2 separate regions of the Homo sapiens genome follow, and region 2 is linked to region 1. The links are chromatin contacts, found by Hi-C in ENCODE. All regions are on one chromosome and are shown on one strand. Each heading gives the region's core, a stretch centred on a gene start or an enhancer-like site at or near the end of the contact. The rest is flanking DNA. Distances are from core to core; before and after follow the strand shown.

Region 1 (6,981 bases), core at 3,261-5,760:
ATTGTAGGAGTTCAGAGGAGTGGATTTGAAGAGACTAATCAAGAACCTGATTCAAGTGGTCCAGGAAAGCCATACTAGTAGATTGAACTAAGATTTGTGATGTTGGAGGTGTTTGGAGGTATAAGTTTGAGAGAAATTTATAAGGTAACAATGAGATAATTTGTTGATGATGGGATGTAGGGATTAAAGAGAGGAGACAGGAGGATTGCTTGAGCCCAGGAGTTCAAGACTAGCCTGGGCAACAAAATGAGACCCTGTCTCTACAAAAAATTTTAAAAATTAGCCAGGCATGGTGGTGCACGCAGAGTATGCCTTTGGTTTGGGCATGTTGAGGTACCTTTGAGATATCCAAGAAGAGACCCCAGGTGAACAGTTTTCACATGTGTCTGAAGCTGAAGGGGAGATCTGGTAGACATGTACTTGTGTGGATCCTCCTGTGTGTCCTGGTATCTGATTGGTGATGAACGCATTATATATGAGATTGGCCAGGTAGAAAGTAGAGGATGAGAAAAGAGGGAGTGCCCCAACAGAACTTCTACACTGGTTGGCCTAGTATAAGAAGTGGAGGGAGCAGTTAGATAGGCCCTGGAGAGGATCGTGTCTAGAAAGTGAAAGGAAAAGAGGCCTTCCAGGAGGGTGTGTGGCCAGCCCCTGTCAGCTGCTACTGAATAATCAAATAATGATGAGGAAAATGCTCTCCTGAATTTGCTGCAGAGAGGAAATTGCTTGAGTGGGAGTTGCTTCACGGAATATGACATGGTAGACATGGTCCTTGCCTTTGTGGACTTTGCAGTTAGTGGGGAAGTGATGTAAGTTAACAACTGATAACACTAGTGGGATCAATGAGGGCCATTTTACAGGCAGGATTGGGGGGCAAAGAGAAGGCTGGACTCTGGGTAGGTCTGGGAGGCCTCCTGGAATTGGAGAGCAGAAACACTGGAGACTCTGAGGGTCAGTAGAAGGTACACAGACAAAGGGGCGGGGAACAGTATTCCCAGCAGTTGGGTTCTAGGGACTGAAGGAGTGTCTTGAGGCAGCAGGAGGAGCATGCAGGAGGGGTGGAGGTGGAAGCAGTAGGGGAGAGGTGAGGCTGGAGAGGTGAAGGGGCAGCCCCATAATCTTTGAAAAGGAATAGTGGGCATTGTATGCTTTAAATGAATTGTATGCTTTAAATGGTGATTCATATGGAACGTGAATTATATCTGAATTGAGCTATTATGAAAAAAAGTGGTGGGACGTCAGATATGCTGGCTGGCTGGCTGCACTGGAGGACAGATGGGAGGAAGGCTAAGGCAAACAATGTTTTGTAGTCACAAAGATCTGTTAGAAAGCAGTTGTATTCATCTGCATGAGGGATGATGATGGCTTGAAGTAGGTAAGCTAAGATTCAGTTGGAGCAGTGGGTCCATTACAGAGGTGTTCAGGATGTGTCTGGTAGACTAAGTGCTAAGCAAAAATGCCTAGAGTATGGTCAGGCATTTGAAAAATATAAGTATGTCTTACTGTGGTTGAGTGAGGAAGAATTAACTGGAGGACTTCGCTCACTGTATTTAGTCAAAAGTCAAACATCCTAACAAATAGCCTGGCTTGAGCAATGGAGATGAGTAGAGCTTGAGGATTGGGAACTCAGGAGGGAGGGGCAGATTTCCATGGATAAGTGAATTTTACATGACCCAAGAGGAAATATTTTTAATTTTTTTCTTCATTTGTAGTTAATTCTCCATGATTTGTTTCTTAATCATGGAACTGGATAGATTTTACCCCCGCCCAAATAGTTAAGTTTCTTGAGGATAGGGGTGTTTTGGCTACCTTTATATCTTCCATAGCTTATTATCTACCATAGTAGATGTAAATCATGACTGAAATAAATACATATTATTGATATTTTACATTTGTAAAGCACTTTGCAATCTATAAGTACAATTTACATATAGTATACTTGTGTAATTCTCAACAGCAGCATTGTGAAATAGGTAGGTCTTGTCCCCTTTTACAGCAATGAAACTGCGACTCAGACAGGTAGAGTGATTTGCCCAAGGCAGTGCAGCAAGCGGCAGTGCTAAGAACTTGGATCTTGGCTTCTCAGTCCAGTATCCCCAGTTCTGTCCTGGGCCCCTTCCTTAAGCTTAAGTACTGACAGGAAGTGGTTTTCTTTTTTTGTTTTTTAAGAGACAGGGTCTCACTCTGTTCCCTAGGCTGGAGTGCAGTGGTGGTGATCACAGCCCATTGTAGCCTTGAACTCTTGGCCTCAAACAATCCTCCCACCTCCCACCTCAGCCTCCCAAGTAGCTAGGACTACAGGTCTGCACCACCACGCATAGCTAATTTTTAAATTTATTTTTCTTTTGTAAAGATGGGGTCTTGCTGTGTTTCCCAGGTTGGTCTCAAATGATTGCCTCCTTGCCTCAAATGATTTCTCCACTTTGTTATCCCACAGTGCTGGGATTATAGGCATGAGCCGCTGTATCCAGCCAGGAAGTGGTTCTCTTAAATGAGATTTGGACCATGAGTATGACTGAAATTTTTGTGCTTTGTCTGAATTGGTTTTGAGAAGTAGTGTGAGATGTTTGGGGGTGGTGTTGGCTTCATTTTGAAGAGGTAAGATGGTGTTTGTAGAGGCTGAAGTAACCTAAAATGAAGAGTAATTCTGTATATTGGCTCTGCTGAAAGCTTTGATTCTTTCCCCTAGATTAAGTGGGGAATCTAATAGGATCAAAAAACTGTGAGGAATCTGGCCTTCAGCTAAATAGGTGAAGCTGCCATTTTTTGAGCTTTGGCAACTGCCCACATATTCTTACTTAAGATGAAATGATGATGTATAATCTTCTAATCAGGAAATGATTGAGAGGAATATACTTAAAAGGAGTCCTAAGGGTACTGCCTTTGGAAATGTGTAACTCATAAGTCTATTTTGAATATCCTCTGCACTCAAGCGTGAGCAATAAATGTTCTCATGAGTTTTAAAAGTTTTGTCAAAAAGTTGTACTCACTTCCTGGGTGATCTCATTCAGTCTCATGGCTTTAAAAACTAAATTATTATCTCCAGCCTGGACCTCTGCCAACTTCGACTCTGTGATTTTCTAGGCTTCTTGATCAAGCTTAACACATTCAAAGCCAAATTCCTGGTCTCCCCATGAAACTCAAACAGCAGCTTCATCCATCCAGGCCAGATGTCCTTTTTCTTTTTTCCCTCTCTCTCTCACCTCTCAAGTTTATCAGCACATCCTATTTATTTGACTCTTACCTTTAAAACATACAAACATGAGACTTTCCCCATTCTCTGTTGCTACTACCCCAGCCCTTCCCAGCTGCTGCTTGTCTTCCCGGGGTGATCGTGCCCCACTGCGCTCCTTGAGGTTTTATCAGCGGCCAGAGTGATCTCCGGTAAACAGAAGTCAGATCATGCCTTTCTTTGCTACTCACATCCCTGCTAAAGTGTCATTCGAGTAACTTCATTTCACTTGAGTAAAAGCCAGAGTCCTTTCCCTGGCCCATGAGGCCTGCCAGGATCCAGGTCCTCCTCCCCCTGCCCCTTCAACCTCTGAACTCATCTCTGACCTCTCTCCCCCTTTTTGTGCTATTCCTGCCCCTCTGGTCTCCTGTGTCTTGAGTGGGCCTGGCTCATTCCTGCTTCTGGACCTTGCACTTTTTCCCCTCTTCAGGAATCACCTCCCTTCATGTGTCCTTGGCTTTCTCTCTAATGCTCCTACTCAGGGTCAAAGCCCCCTCAGAGAGGCCTTCCCTGAACATCTTGTTTAAAATTGCAGTCCTGCAACACTGTGTCCCCCTTAGATTTCCCATGTAAGATCTTCTCATTAGGTATGGTGCCTTTTGTTGGTGGTCTCTCTCCACTGCTGAGCACATAAGCTCAAGATAAGGGCAGGGGTTTTATGTTGAGTTTTCTGCTGTTTACCAACACCTGGAGCTGTAAATAGCACATAATAGGCATTCACTTGACATTTGTTCACTGAGTAGCTGAAGCTTGTTGTAAATCTGAAATGTATTCTACATTAGATTTTCTTCCTTTTCTTATTTAAAGCATGTTATAATGTGTTTCCTGTTTCACTGGGTTGGGTAGTGATTGACACAGATATTTTCAATGTTTTTGGCTTTCCGACTGGAGAAAAATAGCTTTGGGGGCAGAGTGAGTGTGTTTCTTAAATCTGTCTGCGTGAATCATCAGCATGGATGAATGTAGGAGAAGTTGGTGCCTGTGAAGAGCTGGAGATCCTGGCAGCACAGGCAGCAGGAGTTCCTGTGCAAGCCAGATAGGGTTGAGCTCTGAGACAGCTGCACTGGAATCCTACTTCGTGCCCATTGGCTGCGTGGCCTTGTGCAGATGATCTCTTCTGAGTTCTGTAGACTGTAAAGCGAGGATGACAACTTCTGTCCAGTTCACTTCATGAGTTGGAAGAATCAAATGAGGGACTTGCTCTGTAAACCTCATGGTGCTATAATAAAGATGCTGTTGTTGTATCGTCTACTTTGTAGATCATTTCTAGCAAATTGAAGTGACAACTCTCCTTCTCAGTGCCATCTGGTTCCTCTCTGGGTCCCTTTCTTTATCTGTCACATCATTGGTATGTGTTGATCACTGTACACTAAGGCGCAGAAGAATTATAATTCATATGCTAAACATAGAGGAAAAAAATATATTCCCATTGAGCTGTATTTTAGAGCCAAATGTAAATGGTAATTGGATTGACTTTTGCTTAGATTATTAATGTTCATACTTATCTGAAAGTTGGTTATATAAATATGTCATTAATATATAAATGATATGGTATTAATTATTCATATAATTTAATATATTAATATAACATGCAGATTATGTAATATATAAATAGAGCCAACTTTCAGATAAATCAGAACATTGATTTTATAAATATACACATATACTGGATTTTGTTTTATAGACATCTTTATTGTTTCTTGAATTTTTAACTTTCTTGCTCACTTTTGGCAGAAACAACTCTATTTTCTTTGTAAATAGAAACAGTGTATGATTTTGTAGTGAGTAGTGTTGAATGTACAATTTGGACTTACTATTTTTTCTCTTTGAGTGCTGAAAAAATGTTTTCTACACAGTTTTCTGGAGCAGTTATCTTGTTAACCCCAGGGAGAATGATTTTTTTTCTTAAAGTTATCAGAAGTGTTTCTGTCTGAAACTGCAGTTGCAGTGGAGAGGTTTTCAGCCCAAGCTTTTCATTCTTTTTGGACTCCTAGTAGACACTGATGAGTTTTCAGGGTCAAAGAGGAACATTTTAACAATGGTGTTAGCTGATCGTTTTTTGTTTGTTTTTTATTTTGAGACGGAGTCTCGCTTTGTCTCCCAGGCTGGAGTGCCATGGCACAATCTTGGCTCATTGCAACCTCCGCTTCCTGGGTTCATACGATTCTCCTGCCTCAGCCTCCCGAGTAGGTGGGATTACAGGCACCCATCACTGCACCCAGCTAATTTTTGTATTTTTAGTAGAGACAGGGTTTCGCCATCTTGGCCAGGATGGCTTCGAACGCCTGACCTCAGGTGATCCGCCCGCTTCAGCCTCCCAAAGTGCTGGGATGACAGGCATGAGCCACCGCCCCTGGCCTGATAGTTTTCTTTCTTTCATGATTGGCTCGTTCATGCTCTAAACTTAAGACTTGTCGAGGAAGTAGTAGGTCTCTGTATTTTCAGTTGCTAGCACTAGTAGCCTACCAGGACTTGGGAGTTTATGACTATCTGTTTAGCAGACGGTTCATCTGGGCAAAACTTTTGTAGGCAGTGATAATTTTTCCTTTTCTTGAAATATGTTTAGAAAATGGAAATCCTGTTTGAAACAGCATGTTTCTTACATAGAAGGAAGTAATCTAGTTTTGTGCTACATGCGTTCCTTCTTCTAATGTAGCTTATGATGCATGATTGCTCCTTCATCACCTATCTTCCAAAGACTAAATACTTTCTATTTTGCTGAATGTCTAAGGATATTTGAGATGCTTATGAGGAGGTCTTTTCTGGTAAGAGGTTTGACCTAAGAGCGCTGCAGAGAATATATGGTAATTGTTATGGTTTTAGCATGACCAAAGAGAATTTTCTTTTTTCTTTCTTTCTTTCTTTCTTTTTTTTTTTTGAGATGGAGTCTCTCTCGTTGCCCAGGCTGGAGTGCAGTGGCACGATCTCAGCTCACTGCAACCTCTGCCACCTGGGTTCAAGCGGTTCTCCTAACTCAGCCTCCCGAGTAGCTGGGACTACAGGTGTCCACCACCACGCTCGGCTAATTTTTTGTATTTTTAGTAGAGATGGGGTTTCACCGTGTTAGCCAGGATGGTCTCGACCTCCTGACCTCGTGATCTGCCCACCTCGGCCTCCCAAAGTGCTGGGATTACAGGTATGAGCCACCATGCCTGGCTGACCAAAGAGAATTTTCTCTGCATCTGAAGCATGTAACTGCAAACTGATTTGTTTGTGGTTGTCAAGTAAAGAGGACCAATCTTTTGTTTGTTTATATGCACTGTTTCCTTTCTCACCCTAGTTGCATGAGAAACAGAAGCTTCTTAGATTGATCGGTTGCCTCCTTTTGTTGCATTTGAGCATTGAGAACAAGGACCATGAGTTTTCTCCTCCATTGTGGTTTTAGTTCTAACACTTGGCACATAGTATTTAGTAAAGATTTGTTGAATAAGTGAGATAGGGTATTGGGGAAGATCATAAGAAAAACAAAAGATAAATTATTTATTTATAAATTTATTGTTAGGTCTATTCCAAAACTGACTTAGAAAGACAAAATTTTTTCCTGCTATAAAATATCTGTAAGAACTGTGTTAGCTTGGAGTTTGGGATTCACTTTTCCCATTGCAGACGCTTAAAAACCTCAAGACTTTTCTTGTTGGGTTTCTTTTTGGGGAGTACTTTATTAGGGATACCATTTATAGTAGAAATCTGGAAGACTGTAAAAACCACTTAATATTCCCGAAAGATGGAAGCTTGTTTCTGGAAGCTGT
Region 2 (6,981 bases), core at 1,635-4,134, 420 kb before region 1:
TTTTTGTAGAGATGATGTTTCACCACATTGTCCAGGCCAGTCTTAACTCCTGAGCTCGAGTGATTTGCCTACCTCAGCCTCTGAGGTGCTGAGTTTGCAGGCGTGAGCAACCTCACCCACCACTTTTTCATTTTGATGAGGTTATTGGCAACCTGAAATAATTGAAAGGATCAGAATCCAGTTTAAAGGAGTTTATTCAAGGCCAGGCGGAGTGACTCACACCTATCGCCCCAGGCGAGAGGGATTAAAGGTCCCATAAGCACATTCCTTTAAGACTCAAAATAATTCCAGTTTCCAACAGCTTTGATTTTGAATTATTTGTTTTCACATTATATATAAGCTGGCTCCTGCACATCACTGGATATTATTTATGGCCTGCCTGGTCTCATTTTCTGTGGTCAAAGAGAGTGGTCTCATTAGGAAAGAACTTGAATAGACATTTCTCCAAAGATGTACAGACGGCCAACACGAATGTGAAAAGATGCTCAACGTCACTCATCATTAGGGAAATGCAAATCAAAACCACAATGAGAGCTCACCTCACACCTGTTAGGATGGCTACTACCAAAAACAACGATAACAGCAACCACAGCCCAGAAAATAACAAGTGCTGGTGAGGATGTGGAGAAATTGAAACTCTTATATACTGTTGGTGAGAACGTAAAATGGCGTAGCTACTGTGGAAAACAGAACGGTAATTCCTAAAAAAAATTAAAAATAGAATTATCATGTGATCCAGTGATCCCACTTCTGGGTATATATCCAAAATAATTGAAAACGGGGGCTCAGCGAGATACTTGTACACCCATGCGCATAGCTGCATTTCTCACAATTGCCAAAGGTATTAATAGAAGCAACCCAAGTAACCTGACAGATAAATGGGTAAACCAGATGTGGTGTGTGCACAGTGGAGTATGATCCAGCCTCAGAGAGCAAGGCAATCTTGTTCCATGTTACAGCATGAAGGACTCATGAAGACATGCTCTAAGTCTTCGGAAATCAGTTACAAAAAAGCAAATACTGCATGATCCTACTTACATGAGGTATTGTGAGTGCCCAAATTCGTAGAAGCAGAAAAGTAGAATGGTGGTTGCCAGGGACTTTGGGGAGGGAAAATGGGGAGTAGTTGTTTAATGGGGACGGAGTTTCAGTTTTGCAAGATGAAAAGGTTCTGGAGATCTGTTTCATAACAATGTGAATATACTTACCACAACTCAACTGGTACATTTATTTAAAAATGTACAGTTAAAATGATAAGTTTTATGTTATGATGTTTTTAAAAAGAGGGATATCGGCTGGGCGTGGTGGCTCACGCCTGTAATCCCAGCACTTTGGGAGGCCAAGGTGGGCAGATCACCTGAGGTCGGGAGTTTGAGATCAGCCTGGCCAACATGGTGAAACCCCGTCTCTACTAAAAATTCAAAAAATTAGCTAAGCATGGTGGCTCACGTCTGTAATCCCAGCTATTTGGGAGGCTGAGGCAGGAGAATCACTTGAGCCTAGGAGGCAAATGTTGCAGGGAGCCAAGATCACGCCACTGTACTCCAGCCTGGGTGACAGAATGAGACTCTGTCTCAACAAAATAAAGAAATAAATCAAAAATAAAAAGAGGAGTGTCTATCCAGGGTAATGTGTAACCGACAGAAGCCCCTTGGGTCCTGAAGAGCCTCTGCTGCTCCGGCTTTCACGTCTTCTGCCTGTGCTTCTCCAGGAGCACGCCCTTCCTGTGCACGTGCACTCTCTGATAGGCGAGGTCAAATTCTGTTCTTGGTGAGAAAACACATAGGCACCTTGTCATGTCTCTGAAGTTTACACCCCAGGCATATCAGAGCGTGATCAACAATCTCTCTGCCTCGGGGACATCTAGTAGGAGCTTGGAAGGGAGCTCAAGTGAGGACAGAATACAGAACTGGCTCCTGAAGGAAGATAAACTTGGAAGGCGCACGTTTTCTGGACCCTCCCTGCAGACTTGGGTTCCGGCGGCCAGGTGGCATGCCCAAGGTGGGGTGTGGCTTTTCACAGAAGAGGAAGAGGGAGACACCGCGCGTGGGCACTGGGGTTGGGAGGTCCTGTGTCAACCGACTGGATGCACTCCTCTCCCTTCCCCAGACGAGATACACTGCCTGTGCCAAAAGCAAAGCAAGGGCACTGTGGGGTGGTCAGGTCCACTCTGAATCTGTTAATGATTCCTTCCTTATCTAAATCTGGAATGTGGGAAAAGAAAAACAGCTGAGCAGTGTGAGCCCTGTGAGGTTCGCAAAATTTATTAGGCCCAGAGAGACGTGAGTGGGAACTTGAGTCACTTCCCCACCCATGTCCAGGGCAGCTATTTGACGACACTTTGTTCCTGATAGCTGCCTCACCCATTTTCTTCAGGGTTTTGGAATTCATGGTACAAAGAACAATGTAGTGTGGATCTACAGTTTACATGGTTTTGATGTAAATTCTTGGTAAAGAACTGTCTCTTCTTTAAATGAAATGTTTTTCAATAGTTTTTGGGGATACAAGTGGTTCTTGGTTACATGGATAAATTCGTTAGTGGTAATTTCTGGGATTTGGGTGCACCCATCACCCAAGCGCTGTACACTGTACCCAATACAAAGTCTTCTCTCCCTTTCCCGCCTCCTGTCAGAGGCATTGGAACCAGAGCGACTCCATCTTGAATAGGGACCGAGTAAAGTGAGGCTGAGACCTACTGGGCTGCATTCCCAGGAGGTTTAGGCATTCTTAGTCACAGGATGAAATAAGAAGTCAGCACAAGGTCACAAAAACCTTGCTGATGAAAGGATGTGGTAAAGAAGCCACAAAAACCCACCGAAACCAAGATGGTGATGGAAGTGACCTCTGGTTGTCCTCACTGTCATTATATGCTAATTATAATACATTAGCATGCTAAGAGACATTCCCACCAGTGCCATGACAATTTACAAATGCCATGGCAACCTCAGGAAGTTACCCTATATGGCCTAAAAGCGGGAGGAGCCCTCAGCTCCGGGGAACTGTCCACCCCTTTCCCAGAAAACTAGTGGATAATCCTCCCCTTGTTTAGCAAAGAACAAGAACTAATTATAAATATAATCAGTTGAGCAGCCCAGGCCACTGCTCTGCCTGTGGAGTAGCCTTTTTTTTATTTCTTTACTTTCTTAATAAACTTGCTTTCACCTTACTCTATGGACTCACCCTGAATTCTTTCTCACACAAAGTCCAAGAACCTTCTCTTGGGGTCTGGATCAGGACCAACACTCCCATTGCCCCTCCCTCCCTCCTGTCCTTCCTTCCTTCCTTCCTTCTTCCCCTTCTTTCCCTCCCTCCCTCCCTCTCTCCCTCCCTCCCTCTCTCCCTGTTTCACCCTTGTTGCCCAGGCTGGAGTGCAATGGAATGATCTCGGCTCACTGCAACCAGGTTCAAATGATTCTCCCGCCTCAGCCTCCCGAGTAGCTGGAATTACAGGTGCCTGCCACCAAGCCCAGCTAATTTTTTTCTTTTTTTTTTTGTATTTTTAGTGGAGATGGGGTTTCACTATGTTGGCCAGGCTGGTCTTGAACTCCTGACCTCAGGCGATCCACCTGCCTCAGCCTCCCAAAGTGCTGGGATTACAGGCGTGAGCCACTGCGTCCAGACTTTTCTGGGGGTTTTTTTTTTGTTTTTTTGTGTTCTTTTTTTTTTGCTTTTTTTTTTTTTGAGACAGGTTTTGACTCTGTTGCCCAGGCAGGAGTGCAGTGGCGCTATCTCAGTTCACTGCAACCTCCACCTCCCAGGCTCAAGCAATCCTTCCACTCTAGCCTCCCAAGTGGCTGGGACTACAGGCATGCAGCACCATGCCTGGCTAATTTTTGTATTTTTGTAGAGACGGTATCTTACCATTTTGGCCAGACTAGTCTTGAACTCCTGAGCTCAAGCGATCTGCCTGCCTCAGCCTCCCAAAGTGCTGGGATTATAGGCATGGGCCACCATGTCCAGCCTTCCTTTTTTCTTTTAAAAACCCACTTGTAAGGCTTGGCATGGTGGCTCATGCCTATAATCCCAGCACTTTGGGAGGCTGAGGCGAGCGGATCACGAGGTCAGGAGTTCGAGACCAGCCTGGCCAACATGGTGAAACCCTATCTCTACTAAAAATACAAAATTAGCCATGCGTGGTGGCAGGCGCCTGTAATCCCAGCTACTAGGGAGGCTGAGGCAGAAGAATCGCTTGAACCCGGGAGACGGAGGTTGCAGTGAGCCGAGATCACGCCACTGCATTCCAGTCTGGGCAACAAGAGTGAGACTGCATCTCAAAAAAAAAAACAAAAAAAACACCACACTTGTAACTATTGCTGATAGGAACATAAATTCAGGGCAACTTGAATCTATGCTCCTGGGTTGCAGTCCTCAAACTTGGCCCAAATAAACTCTCTACTTGTATGGATTTCACCTCAGTTTTTTCCTTTAGATTAATAAATGGGTGTGGCCAAGAGCCATTTCCTCTCCCCATCAATCAAGCAAGCCAAATATAGACACCACCTTGATAGCAACCCCGTTTTGTGCATCAAAGGCACATATAGGCATTTCTGCTATCATGTGATATACCTGTTCCTAAAGAACATGACATTCTGCCAAGTGGCACATCAAAATAACAGGGCTTAAGGGGAGAAATGACTGGCAAGGACCACTTGAATCCTATGCGGTTTTACAATCTGAACACAAACAAGTATAAATGCAGTCTTGATAAGCACAGCAGCTAGGGCAGATCTCCATCGCCTGGGGGAACTTCTGCTTTCTCTTCTCAGATTAGGGTCTTTGGGCCTTTCACTCCTAGTAGAGCTGTTTCATCAAAATTGAAAATCCGGCCAGGTGCAGTGGCTCACGCCTGTAATCCCAGCACTTTGGGAGGCCGAGGCGGTCAGATCATTTGAGGTCAGGAGTTCTAGAACAGCCTGGCCAACATGGCGAAACCCCGCCTCTACTAAAAATACAAAAATTAGCCAGGCGTAGTGGCGTGCGTCTGTAATTCCAGTTACTCGGGAGGCTGAGGCAAGAGAATCGCTTGAATCTGGGAGGTGGAGGTTGCAGTGAGCTGAGATTGTGCCACTGCACCCCAGCCTGGGCAACACTGTGAGACTCCGTCTCAAAAAAAAAAAAATGCCGGGCGCGGTGGCTCACGCCTGTAATCCCAGCACTTTGGGAGGCCGAGGTGGGTGGATCACCTCAGGTCAGGAGTTCGAGACCAGCTTGACCAACATGGTGAAACCCCGTTTCTACTAAAAATACAAAAATTAGCTGGGCATGGTGGCAGGTGCCTGTAATCCCAACTACTTGGGAGGTTGAGGCAGGAGAATCACTTGAACTTGGGAGGCCGAGGTTACAGTGAGTTGAGATCATGCCATTGCACTCCAGCCTGGGGGACAAGAGTGAGACTTCGTCTCAAAAAAAAAAAATTGAAAATCCAATGCAGGCTATAATCAATTAAAACAAACAAATTACATATGAAAATATCTTCAACTGTCCTGCTAACTCCACCATTTAGTTTAAGATTATTGAAAGGGTCACAGGGGAGTGACAACTGTCTGGGCCAGTGGCACGGGAGTAAAAGAATTTACCAAGACAGTTGTAGGTAGAGAAAGATAGATTTATTAGAGAAAGTAGGAAAATATGTTGCAAGGAGGCAACGGGCGGTATCAGCAGAAGAGGAGCGGACTGCAAGGAAACAGGCTTGCTGGAGATTTTATAGGATGGCTCTTGGGATGTTGGATTACGCCACGGCTGCAGGAGCTAACCTGCCTTCTTCTGTCAACCGGGATGTTTGATAAATTGAGGTGTTTGATGTGAAACGGGAAGTCTGTGAGTTATGTGTGTTATTTGCTCAGGAGGGCTACACTTCCTGGGACATAAACACAGACAGACCTATAACTCATCTGCTTCCTCTTTGTTTATCTGTTGTGGACCATGAAGAGAGGCAGATTTATAGCTTATTTGCTTTCTCTTTTGCTTTCCCCTGGTGCTGCCAACCTGACTCCTTTTCCCTAATTAGGACTCCACAGAAAGCTTGGAAAGCACTTCTTTTTTTTTTTGTTTTGTTTTTTGAGATGGGATCTCACTCTGTTGCTCAAGCCGAGTTCTGTGGCTCAGTCACATCTCACTGCAGCCTGAAGTTCCTGGCTCAAGCAATTCTTCTGCCTCAGCCTCTCAAGTAGCTGGGACTATAGGTGCACACCACCACACCCAGATAATTTTTGATTATTTGTAGAGATAAGGTCTCACTGTGTTGCCCAGGCTGGTCTCGAACTCCTGGGCTCAAGCGATCCTCCTGCCTCAGCCTCCCAAAATGCTGGGATTACAGGAGAAAGCGCTTCTTGAAATCACAAAACCAGCCCAGAGCCCTGCAGAATTTTCAGCGTTTTCTCTTTAAGGTCTTCATATGTTGTGTAAAGGAAAATAAAAAACTCAGGACCCCAATTCACTCTGCCAAAAAGGAAAAACAAAATTAAGCTGAAAGCTGAGTCATGCAAGGAGCTGTCTTTCCTTATGTTCCTAAGCAGACAGCGACAGATAAAAGGTTAAGTATCCCCACAAGTAGCTACTCTGTGTTCACCTCACTTTATGTAAAGTGCTGATTTACTGAGCAAGAGACAGACATGTAATTGCTGATTCCTCTACTTGTACCTTTTCTCTTGTAACATGTAGGTTACCATACTCTCCCTCTTTCCCCTCCAGCCAGCTTTTCTTTAAATATCGACGCCCTCAAAATCATCTTTGGAGAAAGGCACAGACCACAGACTATTTCTGAGATTCTGCTTTTTTCTTCTGGGCATGTCCTTAACCTTGGCAAAATAGACTTCTAAATTGATTGAGACCTGTCTCAGATACTTTTTGGTTTACAGTTGCTAAGCCTTGCTCTTTCATTGAGAGAATGCTTGCCCCCCTCCGCTCCACCACCACCTCAAACTATTATATGAACATGCTGCTAAGAACACAAACACAATTTCTGCATTCTACTGACGTATT

The links. A loop is a pair of places that touch in the nucleus more often than their neighbours do. Pooled maps may share reads with other maps.
Region 2: a map with no recorded cell type shows a loop between it and region 1 (7-fold over the local background). The contact joins two enhancer-like sites. A Hi-C loop is called at or near these places in 2 of 37 single-sample maps with no recorded cell type and 2 of 50 pooled maps.

What each region holds. Positions count from the first base shown.
Region 1 is chr1:8,657,885-8,664,865 of GRCh38, reverse strand. The region is part of intron 1 of RERE (arginine-glutamic acid dipeptide repeats); the gene reads left to right. Among named protein-coding and RNA genes, the nearest start is that of RERE, 160 kb to the left of the region's middle. RefSeq lists an enhancer at 396-445. Within about 2 kb of position 4,510, at least 28 of the 41 ENCODE cell types and tissues checked have a DNase peak (open chromatin) inside an H3K27ac peak, as active enhancers do.
Region 2 is chr1:9,074,099-9,081,079 of GRCh38, reverse strand. It overlaps a transcript of SLC2A5 not described here. Among named protein-coding and RNA genes, the nearest start is that of SLC2A5, 8.0 kb to the right of the region's middle. RefSeq lists an enhancer at 4,699-4,788. Within about 2 kb of position 2,884, at least 6 of the 41 ENCODE cell types and tissues checked have a DNase peak (open chromatin) inside an H3K27ac peak, as active enhancers do.